3 separate regions of the Homo sapiens genome follow, and regions 2 and 3 are each linked to region 1. The links are chromatin loops, found by intact Hi-C in ENCODE. Cell type or tissue: OCI-LY7. All regions are shown on one strand.

Region 1 (8,000 bases):
TTCCTGGATGGAGCATCACAGCAGAGGTGATTCAGAGGCAAAAGACTCAGGACAGGTTCCTGGCACAGCCAGGAACCCTCGGCTTCCTGGAAAAGCTGAACCACTATGTCCCTAGTCCTTAGTGAGTGCCTATGAGGAGGGAGGGTTACGACTCTAGGGTATGGGGTGAAAATTTGGTAGAGTTTAGAATAATTTAGAAGAATAAGGATTTCTTGAAGGGGGAAAAATGAGCTATGTAAGAATAAGAAGTAACAGTTTAAAAAAATCCAAACAGGATGGAGTTATAGGTTGCTCTGTTTTGAAAACAAAATTTCGGCACCTGGGCTAAAGGTCGAAGCTGATGGATCAGAAATCAGTTCAAGGCACCAAATTTTGGGTACTCAGGCAGCAAGATGAGCCAGCAAGAGCTCAACTGTCCCTGAAGGTGTAAAACCTCAGGGAAGGAGCTGGAGCCAATTGCAGGCCCTGTAAAAAGGCCATAGGTGCCTGTGCAACTCGTAATGAGCAAAGAAGACACCTGGAGTTACATCAGCCAAGTGGTAGCTTCCAGCTCAGGACCTGAGGGCTTCAGAAAGGATTTGCCCTCAATCTACACTTAGCAGACTGGTGTCTTTGAGCACATGTCAGCTCAGTGAGTTGTATGGGGCATGTAGTCAGAGCATGTATGTGCCATGATAAAAAGAGGAAGAAAAAATGGGAAGGAAGGAAGGGAGGGAGGGAGGGAAAGGAGAAGGGGAGGGGAAAAGGAAGTGTGAAGATGAAGGTGCAATCCCAAATTCTCCACCCTGGGTCCTGCACACTGCACTCCTGTGCAGATCAGATGGGCTCATGCACCTATAGCAGCCCTGTGTCAACTGCTGAGCCTGTACCATTGCAGGGGGCACAGTAGCACTGGAGGGGCCCACCCCTCTAGATGAGTATTAGTTCCAGGAGACAGGCTTTAAGTTTAGCCACATCTTCACCCTAACAGACAGCAATCCCTTGATGCTGCAAACCCATGCAAGGGTCCTCTCTGAACAGGATTTCCTTATTGGTTAATTCTATAGGAAAGTATTTTCCCCCTAAAAACTTAAAGAAAATAATTTCAAATTGGCTGCAGTATGGAGAGAAATCTAGGTGTAATCAAGCCTAGGGCTCATCAGATGAAGAGCAATGGAAGATGCAGAGATACAGAAAGGCAGGATGGGGTGTGGTGGCCCGAGAGCCTGGACCGGAACCACAGGCTCAGCCCAGCCCTTTCCCATCCTATGTCTTTATGCAAGCTATTTATCCTCACTGTGCCTCAGTTTCTTCATCCAGGAAATGGGATATTAAAAGTACCTCTTCACATGGCTGTGAAAAGCAAATGGATTAGCACACATATGAGCTAGAACAGACAGCGTGGCATGTAGTGACACTGCACGGGGTGCTTATTCTTATCAGGTTCTACAAAGCTCTGCTTCCCAGGTGTGCTTTGCCACTGCTGACCTTTAGAGGGAAATTGACTGCAGAAAAGATGCCAATCATTAATTTCTGTGATCTCCTGCCCCCAAGCTTGCAGATCAGAGCTCAGAAAGGATTTACATGCTCACCCTGAACTCAGAACATTTTTGGCAGAACTTTTCCATCCCAAGGAATTGCCAATTAATTATATCGAGCATGCCTTGCTCTGAGCTAGAAATGTCATAACAAAGATTTTCCTTCAAGAGATGGATCAGGGGGCCTGTTTGCCCTGAAAACACCAGGGAAGCTGATAAGACATTCAATGGATGTGCTGCCCTGCAGAGGAGAAGCAGAGGAGGAAAGGGGAGGAGAAACAGCAGCAAAGGGAGGAAGAATAAACAATTTTGAAAGGCACTTCAGATTCATTTTATCATCACGCAGGTCAGAAACTGTTTTTCAGGGCACATTAGCACCACCTCGCTCTCTGCACTCTCTCGCCCGGTCCTCCATGGCTGTGGCCAAGCAGAGGCTGGGCACCATGTCATACCTTGCTCTGTTCTGTCTTCACCCACATCTGATAGATCATCAAGCACTGCTGGTTCTGTCTAACCCCGCGTGGGTTCAGGATTTCATTACCAACACATGGCTCACTTAAGGAAATCTGTCTGGCAGGAAAAGTGAGGACAGCTTTGGGTTTCATCCTAAGAGAGAAGTCAAGATGAGAGGGAAAAGCATCCACCAATGAAAAATATCTAAAATTCAGGCCAACTGCAAGGAGGCATCTTTCACCCCATCCTGGGCAAGTGTGCTCTGCACTCTGCCCTGTACCCCACATGGAGATCTGACTTTTCTCATCTCTGCATCCCCGTTTGATTGCTGCCAATCAAATGCCCCTGAGCCCACACACGCCCTGCTATCCAAAGGCGTCTTCTCACAGACCCTCTCTGTGAGTCATCTGGCTCACCCTGGCCCAATGTTGACATCCCTGTGTGTGTCTCATTTTCAAAATCCAGAAGAAAGACACTGCAACTGGTCAATATGGTGCCATATGGAGCTACCCAGCTGGGCAGGGCTTTCCCAACAGGCCACTGACAGAATACCTAAAGTCAGCTGCTTTCCAGCAGGCTCAGACCCACAGTCCTGTCATTTATAGCAATATCATGTAAAAATATATATATATTTTTTGACCTTCGGTGGTCAACGCACTCATTTATACTTCTAGCTGTGTGTACATTGGGCATCAGCGGGTATGGGCATGCAGGTAATCACTCATTAGAGGGGCAAGAGGAAGGTAAAGAACAACCAGCTCCTGAACACATTAAAGCTCTGTTGGGGTCATGTTGTATTTCATGAATCCAGACCCATGGCAAAGAAGAGTTTGCCATAGCCAGTTACAAATTGTTTCTTTTACAATGTTCATTCTTATCAGCAGTTCATGGGAGGAGTGTCTCTACCGCAACCCACCAGGGCAACCCCACACGTGAAGTCAGCATTTAAACATTGGCCAGGGATGCACCAGACCACCCAGGCTCCCACAAGCTCCCAGCCCGGTGCCCACGCTGGCCAGGCCTGTGCTGGCTGGAGCTCTGGGACCTGGATTGGGGCCGCCAAGATGCTTTGAGAGGTCTGACATTACCACTTATTTAACCATGCTGTTGAGGGTACAGGGCCAGAGTGTGGTCTCCATGGCAACTGATTGCAGCATTGCACATATCTGGAGGGAGAAGCACATTTTTAGATGGATGATAGAGGAGGTGGTCTGAGAAAAATGTCCAGATTGTTTAACTCTTTTGTGGCATTGGGAAACTTATTTAAACTTTGACTTCTTTTCCACAAAAAGGAACTATAGATGTGTACATGGATTTCAGTGGAGATTGGTAAGAGCAGTCTAGAATAGTATTTACCCTCTAGAATAGAGGAGGATAATTTGGCAAGGGGTGGCTTCAGTTTCTGAAATTGGCTCCAGTTTTAGAAATGACAGAAAGCAAATGACATCATCCCGGTGGCCTGACAAATACCTTCAACTTATTCCATTATTCTACTTAGCTCTTTAATCTTAAACAAAAGATGGCTAAAACTGTGACTTTCATAGAGTTCCTCCATGGTAATACTACATATGGGTCACTCCATTTCCTTCCTGGGCTAGTAAATACCTCTGCTTTTATGGTGAGGACTTCTGCCAGCTGTAATGAGCTCCCCTGCGTTCCCCAGGGCTGAGAGCAACTGTGTTGGCCCCTAGTGACTCAGCTTCCTGTGCACCTGGTTTCAGGTCTGAGCCCTCAGGGAGCTGACCTGGGGGAAATGGCTCCTCCTTCATGAGATCAGCATGGCTCCTCATGCCATGAGGGGCAGGCACCAAGGCCTGCCCAAGTCTCCTCTGAGCTCACAGAGGGCAGCCCCTGACTGGCTAAGCCAGCCTTATGCCCCATCATGATCATCTGGGCACAGAGCCTGGCCTTCTATGACAGGGACAGAGGGCTGCTGCCAAGAGCTCAGTCCTGGGCTGCTGTCTCTCTGCAAATGGGGAGGAAAGATGTCCTCTTCCAGCCCGTGGAAGCTGGGAAACCTAGCAGATATTCGAATGAGTTCCTAGGACCTAGAGAGCTGATAATCAGGGCTCACAGCTGCTGAACTGAGCTCCCAAGTAGAGCCTCAGCCCAGGTTGGTCCAAGAGTAAAAACAAAGCAGTCCAGAAGACCTAACTAACAGGGAGCTTAAGGGAGCAAGCTAAACTCTACAACACCCTAGGAATTAATACCCAAAATATACATCATGTTAAGAAATAGCTAAAAGCAGTCATGTAGAATTTAAATCTTATCTCACACCTCTTGGAGTAAAATCAAGGTCAGATTTTACTCTGACTTTACTCTTAGATTTTACTCTTCCTCTGTCTTACAGCAGCGAGAGAACTCTGAATGCGCTTGATAGATACAGATGGATATGATTGGTCAGGAATTTGGCAGAATGTCCGTAAGATCAATTGCATGTAGTGCATTGAAAATGCTATGTTCTGGGGTGGAACTGCCTTATTTCAGAATATATGATGCTTGAGGGCTTACAATTATCTGAAAGAAAAAACCCCAGAAATAAGATGTCAACAACTTCATTTTTGTAACCCATATTGATGACTGTGAAAAACTCTTTGGCATCAATAAAACTTGAGTGATTGCCTTTTCCAATTGTCCAAAATGAGAAGCAGACCCAAGCAGGCACATTTCTGCCAAGGGAGATTTCTCTTAATTATCCCTGAACCTCACTGGCTGCAGGGCTTGGTAAACAGCCGCAGCCTCTGCTCTCTGTAACATGACCTCCTGTATAGCACACGCTCATGTGCACAGGCATCTGCACATACATGCACAAAATGCACACCTAAGAAGAGAAACCAGCAGGACCAAACTGGCTTGGAAAGATGACGACGGGACTTGCTAGGTAAGAGTGTGGGCAGAGCACAGGATAGATGACAAATCTTTGCCAAAAGTTTTATAACATGGGACCCAGTTCGCTAAGAGGTCCTCAGCCTCCGTGTTTAGATAAATGAGGGTTTAAATTACTCAAAAGTGACTTGCCTTCTAAAACCACACAGAATTCTTTTTTTTTTTTTTTTGCAATAAAACCTCAAGACTCCCAAATCTCAAAGAAGCAAAAAAGCCATGTCCCTGAGGACTAAAATAGAAAGAGAAGGAAGCGGCAGCCAAGAACATTATTTCCAGCTCACATAGGACCACCCCTCTGTTTGCATACCCGTTATGACTTGGAAAGGAGGTTAAGGGTCCAGTTTAACCCACCAACATTAATATTTTGAGGCCAAGTGGCATCTTCCTGGAGTGGGGGCCGAACAGGCCCGTGGAGAGCGTGCGTTCTTTCTGAACCACGACAAGGCTGCAGTGCCTTCAGTGCTTAAATCCAAGGAGCCAAAGATAATTTCCAAAAGACTGTGCTTTCTAAGGGCAGAAGGTGAAGGGAACAAACAATGCTCCATCTCCCTGAGGACTGGGAAGATTATTAGGTTACCATTTCAAGACAGGAACATTCAGACATGATGTAGTATTTGGACTCAAGAGTGGAAGGCTGAACCCAAAGCAAATCAGTTAAGCTTGAATGTTGGGGAAGTGATTTCTCTTCTCCCAACTTGACTATTTTCTCCCTGTGTTGATTCATTGCATCTACAAACCTTAACACTTTTACCACGTGACTGCTATTTTTCTCTCTATCTTCCCAAGTCCCCTCATTAGAAACCACTGTTGGCCAAACAAGCTAATGAGCGGGACTGTCCTGGCCAAGCCACAGGAGAGACAATTACAGACTTTGACTGCAGGCCGCACACTCACTGGTTCTCATTCTAACCTCCATTCTCTTCCTTCTTTATCCTCCCTCTGTTGGGGTGAACATTTGGCATCAAATGAACCTAGGTACGGTTCTGTGCGCTCACTAGTGCTGACAGTGTAGGCAAGAAACAACTTTCTGAGCCTGTTTTCTCAGATGGGAGATACAACCCACCAGGGTGAGAATTAAATGAGGTGGTTAATAAGGGTAATGCCGTTAACCCACCAGCCCTGAGCTCTATTACACCAGCCCTTTAAAAGCAGAGAGCTTGCCCTGGCTTCCCTGTGGCGTGGGTGGGTACAGAACTCCCAGGGGCTTGTTTCACCAAATTTCCCCACAAAGCCCTGCATAAAACGCCATTGTAGGGCCCAGCTCTGTCTGAGAGAGCCTGTCAGGACAGTTCAACAGCCTTGTTTCCAAATAAGTAGAAATATGAAACAGGCTGGTAAACTTTTGTTTAAAATCTGACCTCTTTTTTAAGATGACCATTGTTTTCCTAAATTCACTTTCCTTCCTTTGCTTCCTGTCCATAAAGAAAGTTCACACTCACAGGCTCGAAACACCTCACAGCATGGAATGCACATGATGTCACCCAGGAGGACCTCTACAGGGGAATTCCAAGTCAGAGCCATGCCACCGTGAGAAGTCACCACGAGTCTTGGGCCACGTGGGTCATGTTCAGATGCTCTGGGCTGACCTGTGAGCCCGAGAGAGAGAGAGAGAGAGAGAGAGAGAAAAGAGGCCACAGAAGGCTCTGTCGCTGATGGGCTTTCCAGATGGCGATTTAAATTATTCTGAGTTGTCTGAAATAACATTGCCCTTACTGCTTTTATGTTTTTCTTATATACTTTTTAATTCTAATAGATAAAAGGCTTTTAAATGATTTTCCATAAAGGTATAAAATTACCCCTGCAAAGAGAAAAAATACTAACGCATATAAATAAACATATTCTGTTTACAGTTTTTTGATTGAAGGAGAGGTCAGGGATGCTTTGATTCCTTTGCAACCCCTCCTCCCTTCATTTTAGAATGTGCCGTCATCTTCTCTTTCTGCTTCCTTCCACCTTTGAAATGCTCCCACATCACCTCTTTGCTGATGGTGTTCCCTGCTCTTCTCTTCCCCCAAGAAGAATTAGTTCTTCCCTGTTGATGGCTTTCTAATTGTTTTATTTACCCCAGCTACAGTATTGATTACTCCCCAATTATTTGCATAAACTCTACTTCTCGACCCACTCAGCTACTTCATGGAGACCTATAATGCTAATACCATAGGAAAGCTTCTGGTCCTGGAAATTAAAAAACAAGAAGTTGAGCCCAGAAACCACACGGCAGGGAAAATGTAGAGTGTGAGAGACAGGGCTGGTGGTGGTATGGGTTGATCTAGGCAGTGGGTGAGTGAGTCTTTCTCAAGACAGTTCATTGAGGGATTTGGAAAGAAAGCACAGGTGTCCCACTGGCTATTAGGCATGCATGTGGATTTGGGCGCCTTGGTCTGGTGGGGTAACACTCCTCACATCACACCAGCTGGGAATAAGTGGGAATTACCTTCTCAGTCTGGAGCTCTTTGTAAATGTTTGTACTATTCTTTCCATGAAGGCAAAGCTAGCGAAGAGGGACAAAACCGTGGCCCCAAGAGACACTCTTTCCTGGGAAGGAACTTGAAAGAGGGAGGTTCTCCAGGGCTGCCTGCAATGGTCTCTTCATCCATCCAACCAACTTGAGTTTAGTCAGCACCAGTTGTGGGTTAGGGACAGTGGTAAGTTCTAGGAAGGGAGGGCAGATTCTCAGACCTCTTTTCTAGAGGAAGATGAAAGAGGTCTTCTTGACAAATTTCCCAAACCCAAAGAAGAAAGTAGAGTGAAAACAAGTGAGGCAGATGGGGCGAGGACCCCCAGTCGCAAATCTGGGTTTGTCATAGTCAGGGCAAGAAGAGCAGGTCCCCCTGGCAAGTCCTGACTGGGGTTTCTCTGGGGGCAGTTCCCAGGAATACAACCAGGAAATGATTATCTCAGTGTTTAACCCTAAATGTGGGCCCCAGCACTGTGAGGAAGAAGGAGAGCCAAGTCAGGTGTGACATTTGCACATAGAGTCACTGCTGGGGGATTGTGTAAGCAGGGAGGTGCCTTAAGTGGGTGCTGGTTTTCCCCAACCCACAGAATGTGCACAGTTGGGAAAGAATTCCTCCACAGCGCTTGTGACACAGAAGCCAAAACACTTACTTTTTTCAAAATGAATGTGTTGGGAAGCTGGGAGAA
Region 2 (8,000 bases), 87 kb after region 1:
TGTGCTGCTGGGGAGACAGCCTGGGAGGACACAGCCTCACCTGAGCTGCTCCCAGCCCAGTGGGAGAGAAACCCAGCTCAGGAGGAGGGTGGTCTGATACAGGGGCATGGCAGAGCCAAGGGAAGACTCAGGGGCAGGGGCTGGGCAGGTGAAAGACCTGGGAGATGCCCCTGCAGTGAGTCCCACGGGACATGCAATGGACTGAGACACAGGAAGTGTCCTGCAGACGGAGCGGCATCTGTCTGATGAGCACGCAGGTTCTCACTGGTGGTAGAGTGCTGGGTGGACATTCAGGAGCTTGCAGGGGGCCAGAACACGGATCAGAAACATGGAGCAAGGGGTCTGGCCCCGTCTTCAGTGCAGGAGAGCCATTCCTCTAGACAGCACCACAGCACACCTCCACAGGGCAGGGACAGGGAAGGTGTCATAAAGGTCCGTGCCTCCTGCCTTCTTTCTTCAGTCCTGGCCATGGTCTACTCCAACCTCCCATTTCAGTCACTTGGCCATGAGGGACCTCCCCAAAGGGTGTCCACAAGAGGCTCTTTTGATCTTTCTCCAGTTTATGGCTTGAGAAATTGCATTGTAACACTGCAGACAGGCAGAACATAGTGGATACCTCATCTGTTACAAAATTAGATTATTTTCAGGCTTCATCTGGTCCAAAATACCCCTGTGGTCTTGGTGCCCTGGTGGAGGGAAGAGTTCATTCCCCCTAGCAGGTCCCGTGCCCTCTCCGCAGCAGCTGACGCTACTGCCTCCCCGCTACACACACACATTCTGGTGGGGGTAAGAAGAGAAGGGAGTGCAGGGCCACCCATGCTGTCTGTTTGTTCTGTGCATCAGAGGTCAAATGCACGCCTTTTATTTTTTGGTTGTCTTTGACTACCCTAAGAATGGCACAAACAACAGCAAATATATATAGACATATGTTTTTCATGGACTCAGCACTGAAATTTCTGATGGTCAGGTCCATCAATATCTGTTTGAGAAGGTCAGGTTTCTGCTCCTTTCAGAAAGGCAGCAAAAGAGTCGGCAGAAGGAGTTTGATTTGGAATGGGAAGTATTCCCTAGTGCTCTGGCCTAAGCCAGGACAGCATTCCCATGACAGATTCATTCTGGTCATTGACAATAAAGTTGGTTCGGTTTGGCCAGAACCCAATATCATTATACAAATTGCAAAGAAAGCATCTGGAACAACTGGAGTCAGTATCCAGTACCCACGCCCCCTCCAATTTTCTGGTATAGGTGAAAGTACAGTTTCTCGGGGCCTTGGTATGATCAGAAGCCCTCCCTGAGGCAAATGGCCACCTAGGATGAAGAAGAAGATAAAGAGGAAAACCAGCAAGCCCACGGCGTGCCTCAGCTGCAGGGGTGGAAAGCATAGGTCCATATTCTGTTTTTCATCTGTGAAAACCGTGCTTGCCAGTGCTGAATCCTCGGAGCAGCAGAAGGACCCGCTGTATCAATGTGAAGCCAGCCTGGGTGCTGAAAGCCTCATCATGCACTGAACTCTTGTGCCCCCTTAAACACACCAAAGTCTTATGTCAAAATCTTAACCCCCAGTGTGATGGTGCTGGGCAGTGGGGCCTTTGGGAGGTAAGGAGATCATGAGAGTGGATCTCTGTCTCTATTTCTCTCTCTCTCTCTCTCTCTCTCTCTCTCTCTCTCTCTGTCTGTCTTTCCCCACCACATGAGGTCACAGCTAGAAGACAGCCATCTGCAAACCAGAAAGAGAGCCCCCACCAGACACCAGATCTGCCAGTGCCTTGATCCTGGACTTCTAGCCTCCAGAGAAGTGTCTGTTGTTTAAGCCGCCCAGTCTGTGGTCACTGCAGCCCAAGCTGGCTAAGACTACCTTTGTCAAAGCTCATCTCCCCTCACAGCCTGCCTTAGTATGCAGAGACCACCATCTCAGTGACAGCAGACATGCATTCCCAAAAGCTGCCCATCAGCAGATCCAGCTTGAGGGACAGTTACAAAGAGAGCTAAAGTGTGATGTCCCCAAATCCTGTTATGGTTCCACAGCCCTCTGCCCACCAGGGCTCGGGCTCCATTCTCTGTTCTGGGCCCTTCTGATCCCAATTATTCTCCCCATGGAAACATTTTATTCCAGTATTCCCTGAGTACTCAACAGAGAGAAAGCCCAATGGGAGAGAAGCGGGACAGATTGACATTTGGAAATGAAGAATCTGACATGGACCAGCCTCAGATCACTCGTAATTTAATTCCTAAGGTGAGTACACCTGAAAAGCAAACCCCAAGTACCAAGGACCATGAAAGCAACAGAGCTGGAGGCTGGAGGAGCTTCAGCGGGAGCAGCAGGAGGGATTCATGGTGGCTACAGTATTTCTCCCTAAGGACCAAACCAAAAGGATACAGACAAAAATCCTCCTCTGGGTGGAAAAAGGCTTCTTCGTTTATTTGTACCAATGAAAATGGCCATAGGCTGTGTTTCACCTGCTCTGCTCTCTGAGCAGAAGAATGCCTCACCACAGTCCATGACACACAGGACCTGGTCAAGAATCACTTTGCAGGATCTGTAAAAAGTCTTTGTACTTGCTGTTTAAAATTTGTCTTTTCTGGAGAGCTACAGTGTACCCTCCCTGATCTGACACAGACAAATTCATATTCCATTTCACACATGGGAAGGCTGAGCCCATCGTGAACATCACATGACTAACTTACTGTGCACTCAAACCAAAACAAAAGTCATCTGGACACAGTCCCGAGGTTTTCCCTGAGTCAAGGGTCCCTTCAAAGACCCACGGTCAATGCACTCCTCACCTGGTCACCTCAATGTGTGTGTGGGAACAGAGCAGCCCCTGTGAAGTCGTGGCCATCCCCAGGCTTCCAGGCCCCTGTGAAGTCGTGACCATGCATTCATTCATTCATTCGCCAACATCATTTATTGAACTTCTACTGAGGACAAGGAGACAAAAGACGCAATCTCTGCCCTCAAGAAGTTCAGTGTCTAATGGAGACAGGGGACAAGTAAAAAGACTAAAGACTATGCAATTTCATTTATGCAAGTCCAAAAGTTCACAAGCCAGATGGATGCTGCCAGGAGTCAATGGTTCCCCATGGGGGATTAGCGCCTGGGAGGGGGATGCAGGGGACTCCTTGGGGACTAGGAATGTTGTGATGTATCCACATCAAACCTCCTTTAGGTTCTCGTAAAGGTCCAGCCCACTCCCCTCTCTGGGAACATCCTGCCCCATTGGTTGGAATATTTTCCCCATCTGGTGAACCTGATTCTTCCTTTCTCCTTCAAGGGAACAGATCTCCCAAACCAGCCTTCTAGAAGGTCTTCTGACCCTCCAGTTTGGGTGAGGCCTCTCCTCCTTGCTCATGTAGCACTTGGACCTGACTTATCTTCATGGTCACAGTCCTCATTCCACTAACAGGCCTCTGTTGTCTGCTTGCACCAGCAAATAACCTTCTGGCTAGTAATCTTTCACACATATTCCCCAGTGGATGACTGACCTGAATCTTGAGTATAAGGTGGCAGGTAAGGAATGAGACAGTATCCTAAGCAAATATCACTGATGTTCAGAGAAACAAGATGCAGCCTTGAATCATGGAGAAATTGAGCTCAGTCCCTTAGGACGGGAGGTTAGGGTTGGAAGGGAGGGGCTGGGGAGGAACTGGGTGCATTGGTAAAGGACTTGGCTCTCCTCATGCTGAAAGGCAACAGAGAATCTCTCACATTAAGTTTTAGTGTGTCTTCCACTTCTTGATTTTGTGGTGGTTATTTTATTGGCTAAGCAGTAACATGATTTGATTTGCATTTTAGCAATTATCTACTGGAGGATGTTGCTGAGTGCAAAGGCAGAGAGAGAAGTGAAAGGCCTGTCAGTCATTCAGGGGGTGAAGGATGAGGACCTGAAATAAGCCACGGAGGTAAGAAAGAAGAGAGGGCCACTTTTGCCCCACCATTGCTAGGTCGGGCCTGCTGTCTGCTTGTTGTCTTACATAATTCACAATTACTTTCACTTCTAAAGTGTCCCTATTTGATAGTAAATTATGGGGTCATTCTATTCTCAGTGATATTTAAGATGCAGGATCGCCAGGAATTCATAGTAGTTGGTGAAATGAGATGGGGAAGGAGGGTTCAACAAAGAGGTACAGGTACTGGCAACTGAGTCCCCATCCGGGTGGACAGGGGAGGAGGAAGCAGCAGTTCAGTAGGGCTGGGGAAGGGTGTGAGGGAAGTGATTTTCCAGCCCTCCTGAATTCATGTGCTCAGGTTGCCATGATGAGTGTCACAGACTGGGAGGCTTAAACTGCAGAAATGGCAGTTTCCTCAGGCTGGAGGCCAGAAGTCTGAGATGGAGGTGTGGCAGGGCTGGTTTCTCCTGAGCCTCTCTCCTGGGCTTATAGATGTCTGCATTCTCCCTGCGTCTTCACATGGTCTCACCCCAGTGTGCATCTCGGTCCTCATCTCCTCTTCTTATGTGGACACTGTATATTGGATTAGGGCCCACCCTAGTGGCCTCCTTTTAACTTAATTATCTAATCTAAGGCCCTATCTCCAAATACAGCTACATTCTGAGATGCTGGGGGCTAGGGCTTCCATGTAGGAATTGTGGGGTGCAGGGGACCCAGTTCAGCCCAGAGCCCCCTCTCATGCTGTCATAGTCCCCACCCTGCCCCAGCCTCTATCTAAACCCTGAGCCCCTGCCTCAGGTCTTTGTGGCCCCTGCCTCCTTACCATGGCCAGCTGGGTGGGGAGGGTCCACTCAGATCAGTGACCTCACAAAGGTCCAGGGTCACCTCCCAGCCATTCTCCCCGCCTGCCACTTCCTGATGGTCCCTGGAGGAAGTCTCGGTGCCTGTCAGGCCCTCTCAGGTCATGAGGAAGTTCTCTGATCCCTTCTCCCACAAACACAGCCCCCTTCCGGCATGAAGTAGCCATCAACTCTCACAGCCACCACTGTGAACGTCCCTGGCTGAGGCCTGTCTGCGAGTGCCCCATGGACTCTTCTACTCCCTCCCCTCCCCTGCTTGCTAGGTCTTCACTCCTCCGTGTTTGGGGAGGAAGGGAGGAAGGGTGAGGGCCACCAAGATCCCGCTTGACGAGTCCCACCGTCTGCCGATGCTGCTTCTCTCTGGGGTCACGTGAGGTGATTTGTGAGCACCCCAGAGAACCCCGACTAGGGGAACCCTCTCCCTGGCCCCTGGACTACCTCAGGGCTTTGGCAGCCACTGACACAGACACCCTTTGCCAGGGCACCCCTGCCCTTGCCCTTTGCCTCCTGGGCAAAGTCACTGAAGCCTTGTGTCTCCAGGCTGGGCTCCTTACGGCAGAGGGGACACACTCATGCCCTTTGTTCTGACAACGTCCAGAACTCCAGGCCATGGCTGAGGCAACCAGGTGTGGACCTGACTTCAGAACCACAGGCCGTAGAAGATTCAGAGTCAAGACCACCAATTAATCTACTGGAAGTCCATCCCTGGTTTGAGGAAGACGCAAACATGATGAGGGAGGGGAGATGCAACTGCTCACCAGTGTTTTCCGAATCTACATGATCTCTGTTCGCCTTTTAACTCACTACTGCTGTGAGGGGAGTCTGCCATCTCTCTGGGATATGAAGGGCAGACAGCTCCCTGGGTAACATCCTGTTCCACATTCTAGGCCCTTCCCTGGTGCACACACCTGTGGGACTCAGGCTCAGTTCTCCACCCCCGTCTCCAGACCAACCCCAGCTGCAGAAACGGCTACAGTTTGAATGTGTCCCCTCCAGAATGCAGGTGCTGCCAATGTGCTAGTATTAGGAAGTGAGCTCCTTCCGAGGTGACTAGGGGGTTGTAATGCCCATTTTACAGATACAGAAACCAAGGCTCCCATTGACACACACCCACAGAACTGGTTAGTGATGGAGACAGGGCTTGAACTGAGATGTCTGACTCTGTGGAACAGGGGTTGGCAAACTCTGGCCTGAAGGTCCCATGTGCTTACTGCCTGTTGTGTAAATTAAGTTTTGCTGGGACATGCGTATTCGTTTGTGTGTTGCCTGTGCCAATTTGCACATTGCACCAGCAGCATTGAGTAGTTACATGCCGACTGCCTTACCAAATGTACCTGGGGCTATGTGTTCCCCTGAAGATGGGTGGGAGGGATAAAAAGATTTGTATAAAAATAGAAAGATCATGCCTGTAATCCCAGCACTTTGGGAGGCTGAGGCAGGTGGATCATGAAGTCAGGAGTTCAAGACCAACCTGACCAACATGGTGAAACCCTGTCTCTACTAAAAATACAAAAATTAACCAGGTGCAGTGGCGTGCACCTGTAATCCCAGCTACTCACCAGGCTGAGGCAAGAGAATCGCTTGGACCCAGGAGGCAGAGGTTGTAGTGAGCCGAGATTGCACCACTGCACCCCAGCCTGGTGACACAGCGAGACTCCGTCTCAAAAAAAAAAAAAAAAAAAATAGCGGGTCTGTTCCAAGATGGCCAAATAAAAACAGCTCCGGTCTGCAGCTCCCAGCATGACTGACACAGAAGATGGGTGATTTCTGCATTTCCAACTGATGTACCTGGTTCATCTCACTGGGACTGGTCAGAAAGTGGGTGCAGCCCACGAAGGGTGAGCCAAAGCAGGGCAGGGCATTGCTTCACCTGGGAAGCGCAAGAGGTCGGGGGATTTCCGTTTCCTAGCCAAGGGAAGCCCTGACAGACTGTACCGGGAAAATGGGCATACTGCCACCTAAACGTTATGCTTCTCCAATGGTCTTAGCAAACGGCACACCAGGAGATTATATCCCACGTCTGGCTCAGTGGGTCCCACACCCACGGAGTCTTGCTCACTGCTAGTCCAAGATCGAACTTCCAGGCAGCAAGCCTGGCTAGGGGAGGGGCGCCCACCATTGCTGAGGCTTGAGTAGGTAAACAAAGCAGCCAGGAAGCTAAAACTGGGTGGAGCCCACAGCAGCGCAAGGAGGCCTGCCTGCCTCTGTACACTCCACCTCTGGGGGCAGGGCATAGCTGAACAAAAGGCAGCAGAAAATTCTGCAGACTTAAATGTCCCTGAGAGCTCTAAAGAGAGCAGTGGTTCTCCCAGCAGTGTTTGAGCTCTGAGAATGGACAGACTGCCTCCTCAAGTGAGTCCCTGACCCCCATGTAGCCTAACTTGGAGATACCTCCCAGTAGGGGCTGACTGACACCTCATACAGCCAGGTGCCCCTCTGAGACAAAGCTCCCAGAGGAAGGATCAGGCAGCAATTTTTGCTGTTCTGCAATGTTTGCTGTTCTGCAGCCTCCACTGGTGATACCCAGGCAAACAGGGTCTGGAGTGGACGTCCAGCAAACTCCAACAGACCTGCAGCTGAGGGACCTGTTAGAAGGAAAACTAACAAACAGAAAGGAGTAGTATCAACATCAACAAAAACGACATCCAGACCAAAACCCCATCTGTAGGTCACCATCATCAAAGACCAAAGGTAGATAAAACCACAAAGATGGGGAGAAACCAGAGCATAAAAGCTGAAAATTCTAAAAACCAGAGTGCCCCTTCTCCTCCAAAGGATTGCAGCTCCTTGCCAGCAATGGAACAAAGCAGGATGGAGAATGACTTTGACAAGTTGACAGAAGTAGGCTTCAGAAATTTGGTAATAACAAACTTTTCTGACCTAAAGGATGATGTTCGAACCCATTGCAAGGAAGCTAAAAACCTTGAAAAAAGATTAGACAAATGGCTACCTAGAATAAACAGTGTAGAGAAGACCTTAAATGACCTGATGAAGCTGAAAACCATGGCACGAGAACTATGTGACACATACACAAGCTTCAGTAGCTGATTCGATCAAGTGAAAGAAAGTGTATCAGTGACTGAAGATCAAATTCATGAAATGAAGCAAGAAAACAAGATTAGAGAAAAAAGAGTAAAAAGAAATGAACAAAGCCTCCAAGAAATACGGGACTATGTGAAAAGATCAAATCTACATTTGACTGGTGTACCTGAAAGTGACAGGGAGAATGGAACCAAGTTGGAAAACACTGTT
Region 3 (8,000 bases), 71 kb after region 1:
CCCTAGACAAGGGGATTTAGGGAGCACAAAGGCAGCCACAGGGACCAACCTGGGTCCCTCCCACCACCACCTGCCAGCCAGGGCCATTTACTGAGACTGAGCGTCACCCAAGGCCTGGACGTCTTCCTGGACTGTGAGTTGCTTTTGGGCCCAGGACTCTTCGAATGCGTCTCATGACAGAGAGGCAGGCAGACAAGCACAGGATGGAACAAGCGGCCGATGCTCCCTGTCAGACAGGAGTGGGGACAAGCTGTCACCCTTGCCGGGAACCTCGGGGCCCAAATCATGCTGACTGGTGAAAAAAGAGAATCAGCGTCCTTTCCTAAAGAAAGTGCCTCCAAAGGCACCATAATTCAAGCAGAACCTTCTTGATTAACTGGGACTTAATTTACTCAAAGCACTTCCGCACAAGTAAAGCTTGTCATGCTCCACAGAGTCGGGAGCGGCAGCTCAGCTCAGGGGGGGCTCGCTCCCTCCCCGGGTCCTGCCACCTTCCCCACCCCCCACTCCCCCACACCTTCCCCCGAGCTTCCCCACCCGGCCACTCCCACACCCTCCACCCCTCTTCCCCGCTCGGCTACCACCTCACTTCCCCACCCACACTTCCCCACCCAGCCACCCCCACGTCCCCCACCCATGCTTTTCCATCTGGCTACCCCCACCTCCCCACTCAGCCACCCCCATGGCCACCCCACTCCACCAACCCATGCTTCCCCACCCAGCCACCCTCATGCCCCCCACCCACGCTTCCCCACAAGGCTACCCCCACACCCGCCTCCCAACCCAGACTCAGCAGCATACCTAGTCTGGCCGAGCATGGGCTGGTGAGGCTGTGTCAGCTCCTGCTATGACATGTCACTTGTGTTGATGGTTCTTTTACTTTAGTGTCTTCTGTTTGTTGTGGTGTATATTGATGGGAAAAATAGAAAGGTAATTTTCCTTCACTAAGAATGGAGCTAGGTCCGTGTTATCACCTGTCTCATGACAGAACAGTTACTTATCCCCATTCCCCTACCACGGTAGCACTGGGCCATGGGAGGACATGGGGTGATGCCACCCTCTGTTGGGTGGCACTTGGGCTGACTGATACTCTTGTTAGCACATGGTTGTCACAGAGCCTTTCCACAGAACACTGATTTTCAAACATGTAGAGCTTCCCGCATAACTGCCACTAACCGACCCTACTCAGAATCTACCCTCTGTGATGTGGGGCCACCTGGTATCTCGGGGTCCCCTTTAGGGCCATCAGTTTTTAGTTTCATTTTGAGTTTGTTCAGAAGTACCATAAATAGAAGACAGTAGGATCTTTCTGCCTGAAGGGATCCAAAAAGAAACATTTGGCAGGAAAGGGTCATGACCTTGCCTTGCTTTAATTATGAAAAATTTGTGCACACCAAAAGAGATTGCCCTGCTGCTGCTGATTTGAGTTCGTTACAAGAGTCTGTAGCAAACACTCTTCTATGAGAAGCTGATGAAATCAGCACTTGGAAGCAGCTTTGAAATTGGCTCCTGTCTTACAGGCGATAGCCTTATTCTTTCCATGAGCTGAAGATGCTTCTCCTTAAATCACACGCTCACCTGGGGTTGCTAAGGAGGGCATGGCCAGAACCCCTGGCTACTCGAGTCCCCACTGCCCCTCGTGTCTAGCCCAGGCCACTCCCTGCTAAAACGCACTGCTCTGGGGAAGTCTCAGCTTCCAGCCAGGAGACGCAGCATCCCTGAACTGCAGGGCCTCTCACAGGGCTCTCCCAGGCATGCTGAGTTCTCCCAGAAAGATGCAGAACAGAGCAGCTTTCAGAAATGCAGGGCCTCACGAAGCTCCATGGTGATGGTGCCTGCAGCCCCTGTTAGCTCACCCACTAATAGGTGAGCCAGGAGCCCTGCAGCCATACTCTGTTTCCCGCAGTTTCACTTTCTGGCATCCACACCTTCCCTCAGTCACTCCCCTGCTCAGAATCCTTCTACAGCTTGCGCTGCTGAAGAGGGAACTCGGCCATTAGGCTCTCTTCAAACTGGGCACCAAACACTCCCTTTGGTTTTAATTTCTGTCAGCCTCTCTCACTCCATCCCTCCATTTCTCCATCTCATAGGATGCTACCTCTTCTCTGCACACTCAGTGCCTAGTCCCACGTCTGTATTTTTACCCATTTTCACCTTTACCTGGAATGCCATTTCTCTATTTTTTCCCCACATGATGAGCTTCTCGTCATCCTTCCAGGCCCAGCCTGCCTTTCCTGGCTCCCTTCCCATGCCATCATTCTGTCTCATCAGTTTCAGAATCGACTGCTCTTTCATCTGTGTGTCCATGGCACTGTGCACATGCCTCTCTCAGGTTGCTTATTCCAATGCTTTGTGGACCATCTCCCCACTGAACCATGAGCCATTCAAGGGCAGGAGCCATATCTGCTCCATCTTTGCACCCCAACTCCTAGGAAAGTCCCTGGCACCTTCTAGGAGCTGAGTTAATTAATGGAGTGTGCGCTCCAGTTAGTACTGCCAGATTCCCACATGTTATCAGAGGAATACAAACATGCAAGATCTGGCTAAGTGCTCCAGTGGGGCAGGCAGCAGGGCTGGGGCTCCTAAAGTCAGTTGACTTTTGGTCTCTTCTGGAAACCAAACATTAGGAAGCTTCCTGGAATGGAGGGGTAGGCTGCAGGACAATCTTACCCAGACACCTGGAAGCCCAACAGTGTGGTTTGCCTCCCAGAGATGCCCAGAAAGGCAGGACCTCAGCATCCTGCTTCACTCTGGCTCATACACTTTTATACAAAATACAATGCAATGAATGAGCCCCAAGTCAGCTGTGACCACAATATTTTTGTCCATTGCAATGCAAAATACCAGCTGCAGTCTAAATGCAGTCCTGCTGCATTTAGCTGAATGATCAGCACTTTTACCTATACAACATCTTCAACCTGATGTGTGCATGGCTTTGTAAGCACAATATCTTCACACATCCTTTATTGTCTCCCCCTGAGGGATTCTGGAGGGAGGAGAGCCACTGTCCAGACATCCCACACTGCAGGAGAGGATGTGAGCCTCGGGTGAAGGGAGGTAGCACAACCTTGCTCACGTTCCCACAGCCAGGAGAGAACCACTCACCTCCTGGTGAAGAGTGATGCTTGGCCACATCTGAGAACAAGCTAGGGAAGGAAACCCTGAACAGACTGATAAAGTTAAATGTAAATCAACAAAAAATTTGCCAAAAACTTGGCAAAACTATAAATGCAAAATAAACAAATCCACAACCCAAAAGGAGCTGGGAGCATCAGGAGGCTGCTTCCAGATGTGTGGCACTCTGAAAAGCTGGGAGTGGGGACTATGCATTTCATGTGCAAGTAGAAGCTGGTGACTGATGCTGAAATTCACAGCGGCCCATTGGAAGACATGTTGAGAAATCACCGCAGATAGAAATAAAAAAAGAGAAAGTCAGACTATGCTAATGATGTCTTCTTATTGCTCACAGGCCAGAACTGAAGGTCGTGGCCAGTGTTTAGCCTTTCATTCTCTGATTCCAGCCCCCACAGCCATATTCACCCTTTTGCAAGTGATTTCAGTTTGAAACCTGGGCTCTGGTAGCTATTAACACACACACACACGTGCACAGCACACACACACATGCACACCACACACACACCATGCACTACCATGTGACCTTGCTTAAAAAGAGAACTATCTGTTATCATCCTTACTAAATCCATCTGTGTCCCCTGGCTAATCCCTGGAAGGCATCCAAATGACATTTATAGGCCTCCCAGCTGGTGAGCAAACGTGCTAAGCCATCCCTGACTGCCGGCTCTGGGCAAGCCCCTTGCAGTCTTCTCTCCCTCGCTCACACTCATGACAGTATGTAACCTCCATCTGCCACCCTTCGCAATCTCATCACCATCAATATGCTCCTTCTCCCAGTAAAAGTAAAACCCTGCCTCAGCCTCACACCTCTCCACAGTTACTCTCATCCTTTCTCCTCTCATTCACAGGCAAATGTGACCACAGATTGTCACCAGCTGTTTCCTCTCCTGCCCCCATTCCTTGGCCCACAGTAATCTCTGCCTCCACCTCCACTGAAACTTTACCAGCCACAAGTCAGCGCAGGCCTCAGCACAGGCCTCTGGGTCACTGACGCTAAGGGCCTCTTTGCAGTCTTTGTCTTCTGTGACACTATGGGCCATTGCATCTTCACTAGAACTTGCCCATCTCCTCTAATCTCACACTCTCTACTTTCTCTTTCTCTGGCCCCCTTGGCTGCTTTTGTTCAGCCCTTCCTTATGAAAAACCTGCGGAGTCAAAGTTATTCAGAATCCTCTCTCCATCCATGCTACCTGCCCTGTGGCCCCACCGCCACACAGCTGCCTTCACTGCATGTGCAATGAATGAGCCCCAAGTCAGCTGTGACAGCGATATTTTTGTCCATTGCAATGCAAAATACCAGCCTCAGTCTAAATGTAGTCCCCAATACCTTGTTAATCATGCTGAACCATCAGCGCTTTTACCTATGTAGCATCTTCAACCTGAGGTGTGCATAGCACAGCTGGAGACCTGCCTCTCTCTCACTCCAGCCCAGCCCCCATCCAGGCCCCAGGCCCCTGAGAAACTATCTGCCCGTTTATCATTGCACTGGGCATTTCTCAGTGTCATTCAGCTCAGCATTTTCAAAATGCTGACACCGTTCCTCTGCTTTGCTCTAGAGTTTTTCCTCAAGGGTCCTGTCTCCGAGAATGCCACCAACTGTCCTCTCAGGGACTTGGCCAATTTCCTGGGAGTCATGGGTTCCCTGCATCCCATCTGGTAGCAGTTGAATGCCTCTCAGCTCTAAACTCATCTCTCATTTCTTGCTCAGCAAAAAAATGAGCTGTAAGCATTTCTCATCTGCAACTGCCACCAGGTTCAACTGTCAATAGAGGACACTGGAGGGATGCAGCAGCAGAAAGGGGCTCTCTTGCTGGTACTGGCCTATTCCTCCTACTACTGAGTGGCGAGGCTTCAGAAATGACATGCGGAGGTGGAGATGGGGGTGCACAGCGGGGCTCTGCCCAGCCTCACTTATGGGGAGCGCCATCTTTGTGCAGTTCATAGTGTTGGGCAGCCCAGCAACGCCTGGCCACCTCCTTTGTGACGTGTAATGGGCAGTAGCCACACCCTCTCCGACCGGGTCAGAATCCCAGCCTTGGTGAGGGGCCCTCCAAGTTTCCATCCTCCTTGGGTATTTTTCCTCATCCCCAGAGTATTCTTTAAAGTTAGTTTTTGTCCTTTATAGTTACTCCCACATTACAGTTAAGAATTGTTTTGTTTTTGAGATGGAGTTTCACTTTTGTCACCCAGGCTGCAGTGCAACGGCACCATCTCGGCTCACTGCAACCTCCGCCTTCCAGGTTCGGGGATTCTCATGCTTCAGCCTCCTGAGTAGCTGGCATTACAAGTGCACGCCACCATACCGGCTAATTTTTTGTGTTTTTAGTAGAGTCGGGGTTTCACCATACTGACTAGGCAGGTGTCAAATTCCTGATCTCAGGTGATCCACCCGCCTTGGCCTCCCGAAGTGCTGGGATTACAGGCATGAGCCATCACGCCCAGCAAGAATTCTTTATGTTAAAATTTTTCAGTCCAAATTATTGCGTGGCTTCTGTCTCCTGATTAGACCTAACTGATGCACTCTCAAACACTGAATCCCATTTGCTCTACAATCCACATCTCTGTTGAGTCTCCTAGGTCTTCATTTTGTCTGCTTCTTCCCTTATGAATACCGCCATCATTTTTTGCTTGGGCTTCTGCAGTCCTCTCTGTAACTGGTGTCTCCTACCTAGTCCAACTCACTCCTTCCCAATCCACCATCCCCTCCCCCATCCATATATTTACTATCTACTTAAAAACTTTCGAGGTTTCCCACTGCTCTGAAATGAAGCCCCAAATCTTTGACACACTGTACAAGTTAATCAAAATCTGACCTTCCCCAGCCTGTTCCAACCTCAACACTCCTCCTCCTTCTCTCCTTCTAATATTGGTGATCTGTGCTTTCTCTCCTTGCTTCATTAAGCTTGTTGGTAGAATGTACCATTCTACAACCTATCTTTTCAAAACCTAGCTTTTGATTTAAATGTATATGTGGTGTGTGTGTAATTGTGTGTGTAATACACACAACTTCATTAACGTTTTCTTTTAATTATTTATTTTTTTCTTATTTTGGGATTATTCCATTTTTCTTGTGTTAACTTTTTTAAATAACAATATATACACTTAAAGCTACTGGTATTCCCCTAAGTATGGCTCTAGCTCTACTCCATGGCTTTTGATAGGCAATACTTATATTACTACAAAATTCTAAATCTTTGGTAATATTCATAATAACTTATTTGGACCCATAAAATTTTTAAAGGAGTCTTTTTAGTTTGCTATGTTTTGTTGTTGTTTTGATGTTTGTTTAGGGCTTTTTTGCCTTCTACCTATTGATATCTAATTTTATTCCATTGTGGTCAGAAAATATGGTCTATATGATAATGATGCATTGGTATTTGCAGAGAGTTCTATCATTATACATTTTCCAAGTGGTCGAAAATCGTGACTGTTTCCTGGTTTGATGCAGCACTCTCTCTGTATAGCTATTAGATTAAACTTATTCAGTTAATTTAGCTCAACAATTATGACAGAGGTCCATGAGGATCTCCCAGCGTATTACAGGTTTATCAATCCCTGTGCGAATTTGGCCAAATTTGATCAGATTCCATTTTACCTATTTGATGCTATGTTTTTTGGTTTGGAGAAATAATACACATTATTTTACTATTTTGCCTTCCTAATCAATATTTTCTTTTTCTTTTGAGTAATTATCCTTTTTATTCCTTGCTTTCAGGCTTAAAAATATATTGTGCCTAATATGAGTATTGCTTTATTTATTAATAATTTTGATGTAAATATACTTCTCTTTCATTCTAGGCTTTAGGTTTAGGTCATCTTGTAAATGTAATATAATTAGATTTTAAAATCTAATTTGGAAAAAGTTGTTTTTCTCTAGAAACAATCACTAACTTTATTGTAAATGTTTATATATTTGGGCCTATTTTGTCATTCTATCTTTCGTCTTGAATTTATTGTACCTTTTCTTTCTTTATTTCTTCTTTTTTACTTGTCATTGTATTTATGCAGGTTTAATTCATCCTCCTCCCTTGCTCTCTGTTGGTTTAGAATTACACATTCTATTCCTGTTATTTTTATTAGCTACCATTACATTTCAATGTGCATACTAGACTTTAAAAAGTGTAAAGTTAATATTTTAATTTCTTCCCAGACAACAAGAATTTCAGAATGTTTTTTATCCTAAGTACATCTCCGCCCATCTGCCAACTGATCATATTGCCTAATGGTTTAGTTCTACTTTGGGAGACCAAGGTGGGTGGATCACCTGAGGTCAGGAGTTCAAGACCAGCCTGGTCAACATGGTGAAATTCTGTCTCCACTAAAAACACACACACACACACACACACAAAAAGTAGCCATGTGTGGTGGTGCATGACTGTAGTCCCAGCTACTCAGGAGGCTGAGGCAGGAGAATTGTTTGAACCCAAAAAGCAGAGGTTGCAGTGAGCCGAGATTGCGCCACTGCATTCCAGACTGGGCAACAGAGCAAGACTCTGTCTCAAAAATAAAAATAAAAATAAATCTTCAAAAAACAAAAATCGTCAGTCTTAGCATTTTTTAAATGGCCGAAAAGTTTACTTTTTTTCCTGTGAACTTCTTTTTATTGGGAAATCTACCTTCTGATTTCAAAGTCTCCTTACTGAAGTATATTCTCTGTTATGTCTTCTACGAGGTTTTGTGGAATCCATCACATCTTCATGGACTATTATGCCATCTGTGAGTAAAAATAACTTTAATTCTTCCTTTCCACTCTCAGTGACTTTTTTCTCTTTCTTGCCTAATTGCCCTGACAGGAACACCCAGTATCTGTTGACTAGAAAAGGTAAAGACAGACACCTTGTTCTGTTTCTGATCATAATGGGAAG

What was found. A loop is a pair of places that touch in the nucleus more often than their neighbours do. Peaks named below come from ENCODE experiments on the same cell type or tissue, not always from the same donor. Only the 100,000 strongest peaks of a DNase experiment are listed, where the experiment ranks them.
Region 2: it touches region 1 in a loop (2.9-fold over the local background); 3 of 110 quality-filtered maps call a loop at or near these places.
Region 3: it touches region 1 in a loop (5-fold over the local background); 2 of 110 quality-filtered maps call a loop at or near these places.

What each region holds. Positions count from the first base shown.
Region 1 is chr10:44,006,832-44,014,831 of GRCh38, reverse strand. No RefSeq gene overlaps it. Among named protein-coding and RNA genes, the nearest start is that of LINC02659, 98 kb to the right of the region's middle. RefSeq lists enhancers at 3,936-4,015, 6,146-6,465. In OCI-LY7, no CTCF peak of the experiment used is centred here; DNase peaks (open chromatin) are centred at 521 and 3,651; H3K4me3 peaks cover 1,239 bases; H3K27ac peaks cover 1,428 bases.
Region 2 is chr10:43,919,339-43,927,338 of GRCh38, reverse strand. The region is part of intron 2 of LINC00841 (long intergenic non-protein coding RNA 841); the gene reads right to left. Among named protein-coding and RNA genes, the nearest start is that of LINC02659, 11 kb to the right of the region's middle. In OCI-LY7, a CTCF peak has its summit at 4,478; DNase peaks (open chromatin) are centred at 3,828 and 4,458; H3K4me3 peaks cover 797 bases; H3K27ac peaks cover 1,440 bases.
Region 3 is chr10:43,936,083-43,944,082 of GRCh38, reverse strand. LINC00841 (long intergenic non-protein coding RNA 841) reads right to left here. Exons shown (of 5, transcript NR_136147.1): 3 at 802-891. Among named protein-coding and RNA genes, the nearest start is that of LINC02659, 28 kb to the right of the region's middle. In OCI-LY7, no CTCF peak of the experiment used is centred here; DNase peaks (open chromatin) are centred at 342, 2,822, 3,972 and 4,402; H3K4me3 peaks cover 4,718 bases; H3K27ac peaks cover 5,498 bases.